Linked DNA regions of Homo sapiens: region 2 is linked to region 1. A link is an interaction called in ENCODE POLR2A ChIA-PET data of the cell type or tissue named here. Cell type or tissue: OCI-LY7. All regions are shown on one strand. Links, peaks and the distances in the headings refer to the core of each region. The heading gives the core; the rest is flanking DNA.

Region 1 (9,253 bases), core at 688-8,687:
TTTCACCATGTTAGCCAGGATGGTCTCGGTCTCCTGACCTCGTGATCCGCCTGCCTCGGCCTCCCAAAGTGCTGGGACTACAGGCATGAGCCACTGCGCCCGGCCTTATTTATTTATTTTTGAGACGGAGTCTTGCTCTGTTGCCTAGGCTGGAGTGCAGTGGCACGATTTTGGCTCACTGTAACCTCTGCCTCCTGGATTCAAGTGATTCTCCTGCCTCAGCCTCCCGAGTAGCTGGGGCTACAGGTGCCTGCCACCATGCCTGGCTAATTTTTGTATTTTTAGCAGAGATGGGGTTTCACCATGTCGGCCAGGCTGGTCTCAAACTCCTGACCTCAAGTGATTTGTCCGCCATGGCCTCCCAAAGTGCTGGGATTACGAGCGTGAGCCACTGCACCCGGCCTGATTTATTTTTTCATCAATAAATTGAAGTCACAAACATATATGTGTCTACCCTGTAACTCATCACCTGGTAGGGTAACACTAAAAGTTAAAAGCTTTAGGCTGGACATGGTGGTTCATGCCTATAATCCCAGCACTTTGGGAGGCCGAGGTGGATCACTTGAGGCTAAGAGTTTGAGACCAGCCTGAGCAACATAGGGAGACCCTGTCCCTACACAAACAAACAAACAAGCAAACAAAATAAAGAAACAAAAATGTCTGGGCACGGTGTCTAACGCCTGTAATCCCAACACTTTGGGATGCTGAGGCAGGCGGATCACGAGGTCAGGAGTTCGAGACCAGCCTGACCAACATTGTGAAACCCCATCTCTATTAAAAATACAAAAATTATCTGGGCGTGGTGACACGCGCCTGTAATCCCAGCTACTCAGGAGGCTGAGGCAGGAGAATACCTTGTAACCGGGAGGCAGAGGTGTAGTGAGCTGAAATCGTGCCACTGCACTCCAGTCTGGGAGACAGAGTGAGGCTCTGTCTCAAAAACAAAACAAAACAAAAAAACAAACAAACCAAAAATTACTTTGCTTTTCTTTGTAACTCCACATCTTCTCCTGCTGTCAGGTATTATAAACAGTTTGCTGAATGAACCTTCCTTCAGTGGTTGCTCATGACCCAAACCATTCAGACTGCCTGATCTAGCATTAGAGGTTCTCTCATGATGAAGCACTACCTTATTTATACCTTACATTTTTTTTTTTTTGAGATGAAGTCTTGCTCTTTCGCCCAGTCTGGAGTGCAGTGGTGTGATTTTGGCTCATTGCAACTTCCATCCCCCGGTTCAGGCAATTCTCCCTGCCTCAGTCTCTCCAATAGTTGGGATTACAGGTGCCTCCCACCACGCCTGGCTAATTTTTGTATTTTTAGTAGAGATGGGGTTTCATCATGTTGGCCAGGCTGGTCTCCGAAGCCCTGACCTCAGGTGATCCACCTGCCTCGGCCTCCCAAAGTACTGGGATTACAGGTGTGAGCCACTGCGCCTGGCCCTATACCTTACATTTGATATGAATCCTTTCATTTTTAGATAAGCTGATTTACATAAAGTCATCCTAACATCATGCCTATTTCCACTTTCCACTTGTTAATCCTATTCTTTTATTTGGAATATCTTTCAATTCAACAAAACATCCAAACACTGTGCTACATGCTGGGAATGAAAGATAAATGAGACACAATGCAGAGCCTCACAGAGTGAATGGGGACTAGCAAGAAAATAGTAAATTATAATAGAAAAGCACAGGATATTCTAGGAGGCATGTGTTAAAACTTATTTGAATAGGGCTGGGGGCAGTGGCTTAACACCTGTAATTCCAGCACTTTGGGAGGCTGAGGCAGGAGGATTGCTTGAGGCCAGGAGTTTGAGACCAGCCTGGGCAATATAGGAAGATCACGTTGCTCTTAAAAAAAAAAAAAAAAAAAAAAAAAGGCATGATGGCATGTGCCTGTAGTCCTAGCTACTCAGGAGGCTGAGGCAGGGGGATTGCTTGAGTCTAGGAGTTTAAGGTTACAGTGAGCTATGATCACACCATTTCACTCCAGCCTTAGGCAACACAGCAAGACCCAGTCTCAAAAAAAAAAAAAAAAAGAAAAAAGAGTTGAACGGGTTGAACAAAAATGTTGCCTGACAAAGATTCCACAGTTATATATCAGATGAAACTACAGATATAAATGCAATCCAATAAGAATGGGACAATTATACAAATAGATAAACAGAATGGGGAAACCAGATTCAACTGGTGTAACTTACCTTTCTCCATACTGAAATCTGAATGGACCTGAAAGACTTTACTTGCTGGAATGTCTAGCAAAGTATTACTGAACTGTACATGGCACAGCATGAGGGTCGCTGGAAGAAGTACTTTTGTAATGGCCAAGGCCTGGTTTGGGGTACAGAATCCTGAAAAGCAGAAAAGAGGTAAATAGCTTTGTCACTAACAAGAATTTGTAAAAAGAGAGACCATTATATGGAGGCAATTTTGAAGCATAAAAAAAATAAGCAAGAAAGAGGGTCAGTTATGGCTGGTTTGCCCACCTCTGCTTCAATCAAGGTGAAAGAATAGTGTGAGACCCTCGCATTCTAATTTGTGAATGACTACAGTGGGGCTTCCATTATCAATGTCATACATAGGTAGTGTCTTTTTTCAAAGATTTTTTTTGAAAAATCTTTGAGATGAAGTCTTGCTCTGTCGCCCAGTCTGGAGTGCAGTGGTGTGATTTTGGCTCACTGCAACTTCCATCTCCCGGTTCAGGCAATTCTTCCTGCCTCAGTCTCCCCAGTAGTTGGGATTACAGGTGTCTCCCACCACGCCTGGCGTCAGTGGGAGTAAGATAGATTACAGGGAAGTTAGAAATCTATTAAAAATAGGCCAGGCGCGGTGGCTCACACCTGTAATCCCAGCACTTTGGGAGGCCGAGGCAGGCGGATCACCTGAGGTTGGGAGTTCGAGACCAGCCTGACCAACATGGAGAAACCCCGTCTCTACTAAAAATACAAAATTAGCTGGGGGTGGTGGCTCATGCCTGTAATCCCAGCTACTCGGGAGGCTGAGGCAGGAGAATTGCTTGAACTCAGGAGGCAGAAGTTGCAGTGAGCCGAGATTGCGCCATTGCACTCCAGCCTTGGCAACAAGAGCGAAACTCCGTCTCAAATAAATAAATAAATAAATAAATAAATAAAAATAAAGCAGTACAGTTGGGAGGTAGCTTTTAGGTCTAAGAGAATTTGTTTTTCATATACAATGTTGTAATACAATTACAATATAATTCAAGCCCCAAATCCCTAGAACTTCATCACAAGTGGTGCCTTAAGAGGAATCATATAGACAGCAAGAAGTGGACTGTTGTTATCATTGGGTCAGCTGCAATGAGTGGCATTCTTGAAAAATCTTCAGCAAAATCAAAGGGACTGATGCATGAGGTTTCTCAATAAAATAAGTAGTGATTTTAGAAAGATTCTGGGGAATAAAACGTCAGTCTGTTGGCCAGGCACGGTGGCTAGATTTTTTTTTTTTTTTTTTGAGATGGAGTCTTGCTTTGTCGCCCAGGCCAGAGTGCAGTGGCACAATCTCAGCTCACTGCAACCTCTGTCTCCTGGGTTCAAGCAATTCTCCTGCCTCAGCCTCCCGAGTAGCTGGGATTACAGGCACCCGCCACTGCACCCGGCTAATTTTTGTATTTTTAGTAGAGACAGGGTTTCACCATCTTAGCCAGGCTGGTCTCGAACTCCTGACCTCATGATCCATCCGCCTCGGCTTCCCAAAGTGCTGGGATTACAGGTGTGAGCCACCGCGCCTGGCCATCTCTATTTTTTTTTTTTTTCTGAGAGATGGGGTCTTGCTTTGTTGCCCAGGCTGGTCTCAAACTCCTGGCCTCAAGCGATCCTCCCACCACAGCCTCCTAAATAATTGGGATTACAGGCATGAGCCACCACTCCAGAGTACTAAAATTATCTTAAGTTTTTTTTTTTTTTTTTTTTTTTTTTTGAGATGGAGTCTCACTCTGCCGCCTAGGCTGGAGTCCAGTGGTGCGATCTCGGCTCACTCTAACCCCCGCTTCCCGGGTTCAAGCAATTATCTTGCCTCAGCCTCCAAGTAGCTGGGATACAGGCACACGCCACCACACCCAGCTAGTTTTTGTATTTTTAGTAGAGATGGGGTTTCACCATGTTGGTCAGGCTGGTCTTGAACTCCTGGTCAGGCTGGTCTTGAACTCCCGACCTCAGGTGATCTGCCTGCCTTGGCCTCCCAAAGTGCTGGGATTATAGGTGTAAGCCACCGCGCCCGGCCTAAAATTTGTATTTTTAAAACTAGAAAGACAATAGTGACTAGGATGAGCCTATTTTAAAACCTTAGTCTAGTCATAATTTCTGAGGTCTCATAGAGCTCTATGATTTATTTGTCAAGATGGAGTCAGTTTTGAAATAAAAAGAAAATCTGGATTACTAATCCAAAGGGATAAATGAATTGAGGGAAAACGAGAAAGATAGGAACAATCACTGAAACCATGAAGAGATTCCTGACCTTTAAGATTGACACCATTTCTGCCAGTGGTGATGAAGAGCTTGAATACAGTTGAATTGAGGGTATTGGTGAGATAAGTCTTGAGGTCATAACTGAGCATTAATCTTGATGATGCATTGACCACCACCTGTCAGCAAATCAAAGGAAAATCTGCACCTAAGTTCCTAGAGAATCTGACTCCTTCCAGATCCACCCCTCATAACTTATTTAACCAAAAGTATCTGTTTCACACAAGTACAGATTCCATCTCATGACCACATATTTGAGAACAACAAAATCTGTTTGCCTTTGAAGACAAAATAACTTTTTTTTTTTTTTAATCAGGGTCTTGCTCTGTCACCCAGGCTGGAGTGCAGTGGCATGATCATGGCTGACTGAAGCCTCAAATTCCTAGGCTCAAGCAATCCTCCTGCCTCAGCCTCTAGAGAAGCTGGGACTACACGTATGTGTCACCATGCCTAACCAACAAAAGACGGGGTCAGCCGCGCGCGGTGGCTCACGTCTGTAATCCCAGCACTGGGAGGCCGAGGCGGGCGGCTCACCTGGGGTCAGGAGTTCCAGACTGGCCTGACCAACATGGAGAAACCCCGCCTCTACTAAAAAAAACACAAAATTAGCCGGGCTTGGTGGTGCATGCCTGTGATCCCAGCTACTCAGGAGGCTGACGCAGGAGAATCGCTTGAACCTGGGAGGCAGAGGTTGCAGTGAGCCGACATTGCGCCATTACACTCCAGCCTGGGCAACAAGAGTGAAACTCTGAATCAAAAAAAAAAAAAAAAAACAAAGACGGGGTCTTGGCCAGGCGCGGTGGCTCAGAGCGAGACTCCAAAAAAAAAAAAAGACAGGGTCTCACTATGTTGCCCCAGGTGGTCTAGAACTCCTGGCCGCAAGCCATCCTTCCACCTTGGCCTCCCAAAGTGCTGAGATTACAGGCATAAACTACCATGCCTAGCCCAAAATAACATTTTTTCTAGAAGGAAGTCTTGGGTCCAATTATTCCTTCAGACATATCTTCCCTTTGTATGACTCCCTATTAAAATGCCTTTGAGGCCAGGTGCGGTGGCTCATGCCTGTAATCCCAGCACTCTGGGAGGCTGAGGCGGGTGGATCACTTGAGGTCAGGAGTTTGAGACCAGCCTGGCCAGCATGGCGAAACCTCACCTCTACTAAAAATACAAAAATTAGCCAGGCATGTTGGAGCGTGCCTGTAATCCCAGCTACCAGGGAGGCTGAGGCAGGAGAATTGCTTGAACTCGGGAGGCGGAGTCTGCAGTGAGCTGAGATTGTGCCATTGTACTCCAGCCTGGGCGACAGAGTGAGACTCCATCTCAAAAAAACAAAACAAAACAAACAAACAAAAACAAAAAAAACACACAAAAAAAACAACTGCAACTTTCTTCAGGACATTTTCTCTTTGTCTCTAGTTGCACATAATCTCAATCTTTTCTGAAACTTCAAAGTACATTGTTTTTTCTCAAGAATACTTGTACTATTCTGCCTTATATTGTAAGTTTTTTTGTTTGTTTGTTTGTTTGTTTTGAGACGGAGTCTTGCTCTGTCACTCAGGCTACAGTGCACTGGCGCAATTTCGGCTCACTGCAGCCTCTGCGTCCTGGGTTCCAGCAGTTCTCCTGCTTCAGCCTCCCAAGTAGTTGGGATTACAGGCACGTGCCACCATGCCTGGCTGATTTTTGTATCTTTAGTAGAGATGGGATTTCACCATGTTGGCCAGGCTGGTCTCGAACTCCTGACCTCAAGGGATCCACTGACCTCGGCCTCTAAAAGTGCTGGGATTACAGGTGTGAGCCACCATGCCCAGCCCTTAATATTTTAAATTTAAATGCAATATACTCTACATTCTCCTTAGTATTACCACAGGTTTTTTAAATTCAAGAACCTTAAAACCCAAGTTAGTTACATTAATGGCTTAATAAAGAAAGGAATTTTGTCTTTTTCATATTTGTATTTCTGGAGGCCAGCACAATGCCTGACACTTAATAGGCTTTAATGAGTATCTGCTAATTAGTGAATATTAAATGAGGATTCGATGAAGTACACAAATTAGAATAGGAATGACCTTTGGACTTCCCTGTAGCATCTAACACCACAACCATTTCCTCCTTTGCCTTCTATGACACTGTTTCTCTTTGCTTTTCTGGTTCCTAATCCCTTCTCAGTCTCTTTTTCTAGTACTCTTTTCATGCTACCTCTGTCCTTGAACCTCTTATCTGCTTATAATACAAGTTCTTTTTGGATGTTATCCAAATTTTCCCTCTCTACCCTTATTAATTTTGTATTGAAGTTGCCCTGATTTATTCATTAGTCTTCAAGCACAACATGTACTTTTATTTGCCTATTGTAATTATTTGTGCCATGTATGTAATTGTTTATGTCACCACTAGACTATGAGCTCCTCAAAAGAAGGCACCAGATACCATGTGCACACATATTGAGTAACTTACTCATCTATAAAGTTGGGGCCGGGTGCAGTGACTCACATCTGTAATCCCAGCGCTTTGGGAGGCTGAGGCAGGCAGATCATTTCAGGCCAGGAGTTTGACACCAGCCTGGCCAACATGGCAAAACCCTGCCTCTACTAAAAATACAAAAATTAGCTGGGTGTGGTGGCACACACCTGTAGTCCTAGCTACTTGGGAGGCTGAGGCACGAGAATTGCTTGAACCTGGAAGGTGGAGGTTGCAGTTACCAGAGATTGTGCCACTGCACTCCAGCCTGGGCAACAGAGTGAGATTCTGTTATAAAAATAAATAAATAAAATAAAACAAAGTTGGGAAAATACTTTTTTTTCTTCAACTTTTATTTTAAGTTCCAGGGTACATGTGCAGGATGTGCAGGTTTGTTACATAGGTTAATGTGTGCCATGGTGGTTTGCTGCATAGATCAACCTATCACCCAGGTATTAAGCCCAGCATCCATTAGTTATTCTTCCTGATGCTCTCCCTCCCTCCATGCCCCACATATTTATTTTGCAGAGTTAAAAGTGATACAATTAAAAGTGATAGGTGTACTGGATGTTAAAAAAAAAAAAAAAAAAGACTGGGCTAGATGTGGTGGCAAACACCTGTAATCCCAGCACTTCGGGAGGCTGAGGCAGGTAGAACACTTGAGCCCAGGAGTTCGAGATCAGCCTGGGCAACAGGGTGAAACCCCATCTATCCAAAAACACAAAAAATTGGCTGGGCACAGTGGCTCATGCCTGTAATCTCAGCACTTTGGGAGGCTGAGGTGGGCAGCTCACTTGAGGTCAGGAGTTCGAGACAAGCCTGGCCAACATGGTGAAACCCTGTCACTACTAAAATACAAAAATTAGCTGGGTGTGGTGGCAGGTGCCTGTAATCCCAGCTACATGGGAGGCTGAGGTAGGAAAATTGCTTGAATCCAGGAGGCAAAAGTTGCAGTGAGCTGAGATTCCGCCACTACATTCCAGCTTGGGCAACAGAGTGAGACTCTGTCTCAAAACACACACACACACACACACACACACACCCCACAGAATTAGCCGAGTGTGGTGGTGTGCACCTGTGGTCCCAGCTACTCAGGAGACTGAGGTGGGAGGATCACTTGAGCCTAGGAGGTGGATCTGAGTGATCTGAGATCACACCACTGCACTCCAGCCTGGGTGACACAGCAAGACCCTGTCTCAATAAATAAATAAATAAATAAATAAATAAATAAATAAATAAATAAATAAAAATAAAAAAAATAGATGGCTAGGTGCAGTGGCTCATGCCTATAATCCTAGCACTTTGGGAGGCTGAGGCAGAAAGATGACCTGAATCTAGGAGTTTGAGACCAGCCTGGACAACATAGCGAGACCCTGTGTCTGCAAAAAAATAAAAATAATTAGCCAGGTATGCTGGCACACACTTGTGGTCCTGCTACTTTGGAGGCTGAGGCAGGAGGATGGCTTGAAACCAGGAGTTTGAGGCTGCAGTGAGCCATGATTGCATCATTGTATTCCAGCCTGGGCAACAGTGAGACACTGTCTCTTAAAAGAAAAAAAAAAGATGAGAAGTGCCAAGCCCATAGTAGATACACAAAAAGTTGTAGCTACCATGTTTGAGGAATGAAAAAAGAGGATCAAAGAAGTGCTTTGGGCAAAGAGGAAGGAGACATTACATATATTTAAGAAGGGAATAGAAAATATTTCATTAAAAAAATCCCTTTATTGTTTACCTATCTCACCTACTCAAGAATATTACTCCCTCCAGCAATCCTCTGACTTACATCAAATTTTCTGTTTCCACTGAATCATTCCCAATCCACTATTTCTCTCATAAAAAAAAAAATCCACAAAACAAACTCTTAACCCCAACTCCTTAAAAGAGCTTTCTATATTCACTGTCTCCAAGTCCTTTTCTCCAATTCTCCAATCAAACATTCATTCAGGTCACTCTGTCTGGGCACAGTGGCTCACGCCTGTAATCCCAGCACTTTGGGAGGCCGAGGCAGGCCTATCACTTGGGCTCAGGAGTTCGAGACCAGCATGGGCAACATGGTGAAATGCCATCTCTATCAAAAATACAAAACAAAACAAAACAAAACAAAAAAATTAGCTGGGCATGGCGGCATGCACCTGTAGTCCCAGCTACTAGGGAGGCTGCAGTGGGAGGATAGCTTGAGCCCAGGAAGCAGAGGTTGCAGTGAGCTGAGATCACACCACTGCATTTCAGCCTGGGCAACAGGGCGATACTCCATCTCAAAAAAAAACAAAAAAACACGCACAAAAAAGCCTGGGCGCAGTGGCAGCTCATGCC
Region 2 (9,253 bases), core at 481-8,480, 220 kb before region 1:
CTGCAACCTGCGCCTCCCAGGTTCAAGCAATCCTTCCACCTCAGCCTCCCCAGTAGCTGCCACCATGCCCAGCTAATTTTCTTTTTAATTTTTTGTAGAGATGGAGGTTCGCCATGTTGTTCAGGCTGATCAGAAACTCCTGAGCTCAAGTGATTCACCAGCCTTAGCCTCCCAAAGTGCTAGGATTACAGGTGTGAGCTACCACACCTGGCTTCATTCCTTTTTTATGGCTGTATAATATTCCGGTGTATGGATCTATCACATTTTGTTAATCCATTCATCTGTTGATGGACACTGGGGCTATTTATGCCTTCTGGTTATTTAAATAATATGGCTATCAACATTCATGTACAAATTTTTGTGTGAACATATACATTCAATATTCTTGGGTAGATATCTAGGAATGGAATTGCTAGGTCAAACAGTAACTCTATGTTTAACTTTTTGAAGGAACTGCCAAACTGTTTTCCACAGTAGCTGCACCATTCTACATTCCCACCAGCAGTATATGAGGGGTTCCAGTTTTTCCACATCCCCACTACTTGTTATTATCTGTCTTTTTTTACTATAGCCATCCTACTGGGTGCGATGTGGTATCTCATTGTGGCTTTGATTTGCATTTTCCCATGGCCAATGAGGTTGAGTTTCTTTTCATGTGTTTACTGGCCATTTGCATATCTTCTTTGGAGAGATGTTTATTCATATTTTTTGCTCACTTTGTAACTGGGTTATTTGCCTTTTAATTATTGAGTTGTACAAGTTTTTCTTTTAATCTGGACATAAGTTTCCTATCAGATATATAGTTTGCAAATATTTGATTCTGTTGTCTTTTCACTTTCTTGTCAAAAGCATCCTTTGAAGCACAAAGGTTTTAATTTTTTTTTCTTTTTTTGAGACAGGGTCTCACTCTGTCACCCAGGCTGAAATGCAGTAGCACAATCTTGGCTCACTGCAACCGCCACCTCCAAGGTTCAAGCGATCCTCCTGTCTCAGCCTCCCAAGTAGCTGGGATTATAGGTGTGTACCACCATGCCCAGCTAAATTTTTTTTTTTTTTTTTGAGATGGAGCCTCCCTCTGTCACCGAGGCTGGAGTGCAGTGGAGCGATCTCAGCTCACTGCAACCTCCATCTCCCGGGCTTTACCAATTCTCCTGCCTCAGCCTCCCGAGTAGCTGGGACTACAGGCGCACGCTGCCATGCCCGGCTAATTTTGTTGTTGTTGTTGTTACCCAGGCTGGTCTCAAACTCCGGAGCTCAGGCAGTCCACCTGCCTCAGCCATCTAAAGTGCTAGGATTACAAGCGTGAGCCACTGCGCCTGGCCGATTTTGTATATTTAGTAGAGACAGGGCTTTACCATGTTGGCTAGGCTGGTCTGGAACTCTAGGGCTCAGATGATCTGCCCGCCTTGGCCACCCAAAGTGCTGGGATTATAGGCGTGAGCCATCACGCCTGGCCCAGGCTTTACATTTTGATGAAGAACAGTTTATCTTTGTTTTTTGTTTGTTTGTTTGTTTGTTTTGTACAGTGAGAATTTTGTAATACTTAGTTTTTCCCCAAGGAAGAATAAAGATATCTTATACTTCATTTGGTAATGTACTTGTTAAAGGTAATATGGGTGTTATTACTTGAAACTATTTAATGGCATATTGTATAACAGTGCACATATTAGGGGTCAATATTTCCAGAGAAAAAGTATTTTAGTATAAATAAAACTAATTGAATAAAAATCCTGGCACCCTTAGAGGAATGGTTGATCTCAGGTCTGGGGGAGAAAATACTCTGAATGAGCCTGGGGCAGATGGTTCCAGAAAGCAAAGATACCAAAGAACGGGGGAATAGCAAATGGACACTGAACTCCCACTGGCCTGAGATAGAGACAAATTGAACCTCAGAGAGATTGCAGCAGAAACATTGAATTAAAAAAAAAAGTATCAGTGCAAACTCCCACTAAAGGGACTTCTACTAAAGGGAAGATGGATAAAGGGAGAGAGAAAAAGAAACACATTGGACAGAGTACCAACTCTTTACTCTGATAATTGGCAAACAAAGGAAAAAACTAAGCACTCTCCCTTCTTTCCCATGTGAACTGAATTTCAGGGTTACCAAATTGTCCTAGTTGATGAGGGGACTTTCTTTACAGAAGAATTTCAGTTAATAAATGAGAAAGGAATGACAGAACTGGAAAATCAGCATTTTGCAACCCCTAATGAAATAACTGTCAGGCAATTATTACCAATAGCTATGACTATTGGATAAAAGGTTGATGAGGCTGGGTGTGGTAGCACATGCCTGTAGTCCCAGCCACTTGGAAGGCTACAGAGGGAGAACATTTGAGCCCAGGGGTTTGAAGCTGCAGAGAACTATGATTGTGCCTGTGAATAGCCACTGCACTCCAGCCTGGGCAACACAGGGAGACCTCATCTCTTAAAAAAAAAGGAAAGAAAGAAAGAAAGAAAAGGTTGATGAGGGGCCAGACATGGTGGCTCACGCCTGTGATCCCAGCACTTTGGAAGGCCAAGGCAGGCGGATCACCTGAGGTCAGGAGTTTGAGACCAGCCTGGCCAACACGGTGAAACCCCGTCTCTACTAAAAATACAAAATTAGCTGGGCGTGGTGGTATGCGCCTGTAATCAGGAGGCTGAGGCAGGAGAATCACTTGAACCCAGGAGGCCGGGGTTGCAGTGAGTTGAGATCGCACCATTGCACTCCAGCCTCGGCAAGAAGAGTGAAACTCCATCTCGAAGAAAAAAATTAAAAAAAGAAAAGATTGACAAGGAATCTTGGAGAGATCAGGTTATCAGCACCTGTAGCCCCTAATCAATTTTAGAATCACTAACAGTAAGACAACCAGATATTGTGCATCTCCTGAATGCAGTGTGCAGCATAAAATACCAACAATAAAGTCTTCTTGCCTAAAAGTGGAACCTGAATAAACCAAGCCTCTGAGCCAACATCCATTTATAGAGGAACGTATTCAATAGCACACACACACACAAAAATCAGACAGATCCAGAACATGCAAAATTTTACTGGAAAATTTACCCAGTCTCTTCAACAATTCAATGACATATAAGGGTGAGGGTTGGGGGTGTTTGCCTTTGATAAGATCATTAAGAGACACAATAATCAAATGCAGCGTATAAACCTTGTTCTTGATTCAAAACAGAAAAACAGTAGAAAGACATTTTTCAGACAATCAGGGATATTTGGTTAAGGACTAGGTATTAGATGATATTAAGGAATAATTAAAGAATTTTGTCATATATGATAATGGCATTGTGGTTATGAAGAAAACGTTTGTAATTTTTTTTTTTCTTTATTGAGACAAGGTCCTCACTCTGTCACCCAGGCTGGAGTGCAGGGCGCTTTCTTGGCTCACTGCAACCTCTGCGTCCCAGGCTCAAATGAACCTCCTGTCGCAGCCTCCCGAGTAGCTGGAACTACAGGTGCCCGGCTAATTTTTTGTAGAGATGGGGTTTTGCCCTGTTGCCCAGGCTGACCTCAAGTGATCAGGTGCTGGGATTACAGGCGCGAGCCACCAAGCCCGGCACCTCCTCCCCTTAACAAACATTAACTGAGAGCCCATCCTGTGCCAGACTCTGCTCTGGGCACACAGCTGGGAGCACCACAAAGTCCCCGCCCTCCTGGAGCTCGCTCTGGGGTAGACACGCATGAAAGCCGGTGTGAAATGCAGCGCCCTGGATTGAACATCAGAGACGGAGCCCACAGGAGTCGTGCGTTTCCTGCGGGGGCTGTAACAGATTACCATAGACATAAGGGCTTCAAACATGAATGTCTGATCTGATAGCTTTACAGTCAGACGCCTGACAGGGCTTTCTGGCCTAAAATTAGCGTTGGAAGGCTACGTTTCCTTCTGGAGGCTCTAGGGGAGCACGCGCTTCCTCACCTTTTCCGGTTTCTAGAGGCCGGGCATCCTTGGCTGTGGCCCCTTCCTCCTGCACATCGCGTCTCTGGCTCTCCATCTCTCTCTCCTCTCCACCTTCCTCTTCCGCTTTTAAGGACCCTCATGATGACATTGGGCCCACCTGTATAATCCCGGAGCACCTCTTTAAGATCAGCTGTAGCAACCTTAATTCCTCCCCGCCAGGTAACTTAGCACATTCATAGGTTCCGGGGATGACGACTTGGATCTCTCCAGGGCCCTATTCTGCCGACCACAGATGGGAAGGCCAATGGAGATGGACAGAGAAGGGAAGAGGGAGAAAAAGGCTCGGAGAGAGGCAGAGGACCAGGCTGACAGGAGAGAGGAGGTGGCTGAGAAAGGAGACAGTGTCCTGGGCGTGCTTGGGGACTTTTCGGGGGATTCTGTTTGCCAGCTGAGACTTTCCAGGGACGTTATTCCAGGAAAGCCTGGGCAGCTGTGAAAACTCAGATGACGCCAGAGGACTGTTCGGGGTTGAGCCAATAGGCAATTGTTGGAGAGGGAGGGAAGGAGGGCAGCTCTCAGCAAGTCCATGTTGGCGGCGTTTCCTGAGCTCCAAGGCTATTCCGGGCTCCATCCCTGGGATGGAGCTTCCTAGCCTGCGTCAGGACGGCGTTTGCCAGCGTTCCAGGGAGTGTGGGTCTATCCCCTTGGTGGCAGGAGGGAGGCTTTAATCAAATTCTCAAGGGGGCCTGGGACCAATAAAAGTTAACTCCTATCCTGAGTGTTATAAAAAGAAGTGCTTGGAATGTAAAATGCTGCAGTCACTGTGGAAGACAGTTTGGCGGTTCCTCAAAATACTGTTACCATGTGACCCAGCAACTCCATTCCTAGGCGCATGCCCAGGAGAACAGAAGATGTCCGTCCACACAAAAACATTTCCACGGATGTTTGTAGCAGCATTGCTCATAATAGCCAAAAAGTGGAAACAACCCAAATGTCAGTCTCCTGATGAGCAGATAAACAAAATGTAGTCTATCCATGCAATGGAATCTTATTCAGGGATTAAAAAGAATGAAGTGCTGAGACAGGCTACAAGATGGATGAAACTTGAAGACATTACGCTAAGTGAAATAAGCCAGACACGAAAGGACAAATATCATATGATTCCACTGTATATGAGGTACCCAGAGTAGCCATATTCATAGAAACAGAAAGTAGAATGGTGATTGGCAGGGGCTGAGAGAGGGCAGATGGGGAGTGAATGTTAGTAGGTACTAAGTTTCTTTTCGGGGTGATGAAATGTTTTAAAATAGATTGTGGTAATGGTTGTGCAACTCTGAAAATATACAGAAAGCCACTGAATTCCTTAAATGGGTGATGGGTGAAATTTCTGCTATGTAAATTATATCTCAGTAAAGCTGTTCCTAGAAAAAAGAGGAAGTGGGCCAGGCACGGCAGCTCACGCCTATAATCCCAGCACTTTGGGAGGCTGAAGTGGGGAGATCGCTTGAGTCCGGGAGTTCAAGACCAGCCTGGGCAACATAGTGAGACCCTATCTCTACATACCTACGAAAAATTTTTTAAAATAGCCTGGCATGGTAACACACACCTGCAGTCCCAGCTACTCGGGAGGCTGAGGTGGGAGAATCACTTGAGCCCAGGAGGTGGAGATTGCAGTGAGCTGTGATCTTGCCACTGCACTCCAGCTTGGGCAGCAGAGTAAGACCCTGTCTCAAAAAATAAATTTATCTCTTCTAAAAAAAGAGGAAGTGCTTGGCCCTTAGCACCACATTTCACTTCGTCCTTGCAACTGTGAAAGGCAGGCCTTGACCTTCTCCCCTCTTACAGGTGAGCAGATGGCAGAGAGGCGAGGATCACTAGGCTAAGATGGGATGGCTGTTTAGTGACAGGCCTTGGACCAGGTCTCCTGTATGGGTCATTCTTTGTCCTGCGAGCCATGCTGGAGTGTGGATTTGGAGGTGACAGGCAAGTGGCGCAGTCAGTGATGCATCTTCTCAGTAGCTGTTGGAGAGTGGGCAGTTCTGACAGCAGCAGGGGAAGCTGGCCGGGAGATGGGGCGTCTGAGTCAGCTCGGGCTGCCACAACACCAGACACTACATGGCTTAAACAACAGGACTTTATTTCTCACAGTACTGGAGGCTGGAAAGTCCAAGCTTGAAGGTGCTGGCCAATCCCGTTCCCGGCGATTGGGCCCCTCCCTGGCTTGCAGAGGCCTGAGTTCCCGTGGAGTCACCACGCGCCTTTCCTTGGTATGTGCACGTGGAGAGATCTCTCCTTCTCTTATAAGGTCACTAATCCAGCCGGGCGTGGTGGCTCATGCCTGTAATCCCAGCACTTTGGGAGGCCAAGGTGGGCGGATCACCTGAAGTCAGGAGTTTAAGAACAGCCTGGCCAACATGGAGAAATCCCGCCTCTAATAAAAATACAAAACATTAGCCGGGCATGGTGGCGGGCACCTGTAATCCCAGCTACTCGGGGGACTGAGACAGGAGAATCACTTGCACCCAGAGGCGGAGGTTGCAGTGAGCTGAGATCACGCCACTGCACTCCATCCCGGGCAACAGTGTGAGACTCTGTCTCAAAAAAAAAAAAAAAAAAGAAAAGAAAAAGAAAAAAAGAAAGGTAAATTTGCCTATGCAAGGACACGCAGCTAGTGATTTGTTCCACATCTGACCCCAGGGCCTATGCGCCTTTCCCTACCCAGGCCACCGCCATGACTCAGGAGGCCCCTCTGGGGAAGCAGCGGGAACCCTCATAGGAGGCTCCGGGACAGAGAGATGCAGGGCTGGGACGAGGAGGCCCCGAGGGGAGGCTGCTCGCTCTCCTGTCCCATGGAGGTCTCTGCTAGGGGTAGCCCCGTCCTGGGACACAGACACCAAGGACTGCTGTCTGAGAGGAGGAGGCTGAGTTGGGAGGGACAATGGCCTGAGTTGATTCTGAAGCCTGTGAGCAAGGTGGGACAAGCCGGAGAGGCAGCTGAGCAAGCGGGGGCGAAGACTGAGGGTGAGAGTTTGTGCTGAAGAGGCAAGGGGCAGCCTCAAGTGGGCAGGGCAAGGCCAGATGCAGAGGCTGACAGGAGTGGGCAAGGGGACCGGGATTCAGGGGGAGACTGAGTCAGGGGCCAGACAGGCTGGAGCTCCTAGGGTTGGAAGCTGGGTGATGGGGCCTCATTCTCTGCCACACGAGACTCCCCCAGCCCAGCCTTCCCCCTTATTGTCTCTCACAGATACTCCCATACATCCCTGGTACCCCTGTCATCTTTCCTAAGCTATGCTCTTTTTCAGGAGGGTGGCGTTTAGGGGAGGGTATCCTCCAGAAATAGCAAGTCTCAAAGTCAGCTCTTGCCTGAGTCCCAGTCTCCTTTGGTGGAAGGGTAGTCCCTCTTTTTGCATGTTTTAAGTGGTCAGCCTGGCAAGGGGCGGGAGGCCTGGGTTTCTTTCTTCTCTTTAGGATGGGGCTGGTCCTCCACCTCCCACTGGCTGGCAGCCTCCCGGCCCCTGGTGGCCCCAATCCATTGTCCCAATAAGAATAGAGAAAACAGCTTTGGAAATTGACACTATGAATGGTGCTGGGGCTGCTGGGCTGGGACTGAACTAATGGGATGAGGTCCCCCACTTCAGGCCCAGGCTCAGCACCTGGGACGGTGACTCTACTAGGAGAGTGGGGGCTCTGCACCCCTCCCCAGGACCCCCAAATTAGACTTCAAGCCACCCCTGTCCAGGACATGGATCCCCAGGGATGGGCTTGGGGGACCAGATGCCCCAACTCCTCCTAGAACTTCACTCTCATTCAGTCAAAGTTTGAGAGGGAGTAAGGGGTGGGTAATGGGCTGGGAGAGATTTCTGGAAGCTGAGAAAGGGGCGGGTCTGACCCCCCAACTTTGCCCCGCTCTCATTGGCCCTCGCCCCCTTTCCCCGCCCCAATTGTCTCGGTGTCTGGGTCCTGGCCCTGGGAGGAGGGGACAGTGGGGATAGGAGTGGGGAGGGGGCTCAGGCTGAAAGCAGAGAGAGACCCAGCTCCAGGAACACGAAGGCAAGGACAGTAGCCTTCAGTCTCGACCCCAGAGCTTGGCACCCCAGAACCTGGGCTCCCCAAAGCAAGACCAGGGCCCCCACATTGTGCGCCAAAGTGCGGGGTGGAGAATGCCCACAGCCCAAGGGCCCCCAGGCTGAAGGCAGGAGACTGGGGCTGCTGGAGAAGTTGCCCAGGCTGAGGGGCCGTGCCTGGCAGGGACATGGGGCTGCTGCTGCTGCTGCTCCCAGGCTGGGGTAAGAGGCTGAGCCATGGGGGCCATAGGGAAAGCCAGGGCAGAGGGACGGGGAAGAAAAAGAGGCAGGCATAGGGGTGGGAGAGTTGCGGGGCAAGGTTGGGGAAGCAGAGGGATGGAGGTGGCCGGAGTGGAGATGGAGAAACCCTGAGGACAGCAGAGGAGAGGGGTGAGCAGGAGGGGCAGGCAGGGCTGCGGGAGAGCTGTGGGGGGTGCTCTAGGAGCCCAGGCTTTGGGGCACAGTGGCTAGAAGGGGACCTGGGGGCCACGTGAGGCAAGTGGCTGAGCAGACTGCGGGGCATGCAGAGGCAGGGCCCCAGAGGCTTACCCACAGATGTCCCTGAGCCAACCAAGGCTGGCTGAGCCCCCTGCCCATGTGCCCCTCGGAGGCTCTGTCTGCCCGCCTATCCACCCCATCTGCTGGGGGTCCTGGCTCAGCCTTACAGGCTGAGTTATTGTATTTATGGGGGTGTGTGGGAAGGGAGGCTGTGGGTTCACAGCTCTGCTCATGCATTTCTGGGCCTGTGCTGTTAGTGTCTGTGGCCCTGTGCTTATGTATTTGTGACTTTGAGTCTGTAGGGACATCTATGTGTGACCTGTGTTTGGGGCCTCCTTGAGTGTGCATCTGGGATGGAATCTGTCTGTGTCTAGAAGACCTGGTGGCCAGTGAGGTTGTGATTTTTAATCCAAGTGTGTGTGTGTCCGTGAATGAGTGTGTGTGAGTGTAAGTGTGTTCCTTCCCTATTCAGAGGCCAGGGTCCTGGTGGCGGGAGGGGGAAGGGGGAGAGCCAGGAGTCCTGGGAAGCTGACCCTGCAGGCAGACAGGCAGATGGGCCGGTGGGGGAGGGAGGGGGCGATCCCATTGTCCCCTGGGGAGCACAATGCTCACGCCTCAGCCCCTGACCTCACCATTGTGCCCACCCCGCCCCCTCCCCGTTGCCAGGGCCCAGCTGAAAGAGGCCATCAATCACAGCCGGCCCGCCAGGCCCACACCGCACCCGCCAGCCGGACAGTGGCCCGCCCTGCTCCTCAGATGGCCAGGCCCTGCCCTCTCTTCCCTGTTCCTCCTTTGCTGACC

What was found. ChIA-PET counts read pairs that join two places held together with the same protein. Peaks named below come from ENCODE experiments on the same cell type or tissue, not always from the same donor. Only the 100,000 strongest peaks of a DNase experiment are listed, where the experiment ranks them.
Region 2: POLR2A ChIA-PET joins it to region 1 with 11 read pairs; 6 of 35 experiments call an interaction of 5 or more read pairs at or near these places.

The regions. Positions count from the first base shown.
Region 1 is chr1:154,007,769-154,017,021 of GRCh38, forward strand. It overlaps NUP210L (nucleoporin 210 like), which reads right to left. Exons shown (of 40, transcript NM_207308.3): 34 at 4,476-4,602; 35 at 2,204-2,353. Among named protein-coding and RNA genes, the nearest start is that of RPS27, 22 kb to the left of the region's middle. In OCI-LY7, for the core only: no CTCF peak of the experiment used is centred there; no DNase peak of the experiment used is centred there.
Region 2 is chr1:153,786,030-153,795,282 of GRCh38, forward strand. LOC124904424 (a long non-coding RNA gene) reads right to left here and starts at 4,629. Exons shown (of 2, transcript XR_007066632.1): 1 at 3,909-4,629; 2 at 3,010-3,753. It overlaps LOC124904426 (a long non-coding RNA gene), which reads left to right and starts at 4,024. Exons shown (of 3, transcript XR_007066634.1): 1 at 4,024-4,109; 2 at 6,039-6,157; 3 at 9,119-9,165. It also overlaps the pseudogene LOC343052. RefSeq lists enhancers at 5,616-6,149, 6,684-7,217, 7,218-7,749. In OCI-LY7, for the core only: CTCF peaks have their summits at 5,526 and 5,931; DNase peaks (open chromatin) are centred at 5,212 and 5,682; H3K4me3 peaks cover 1,416 bases; H3K27ac peaks cover 1,336 bases.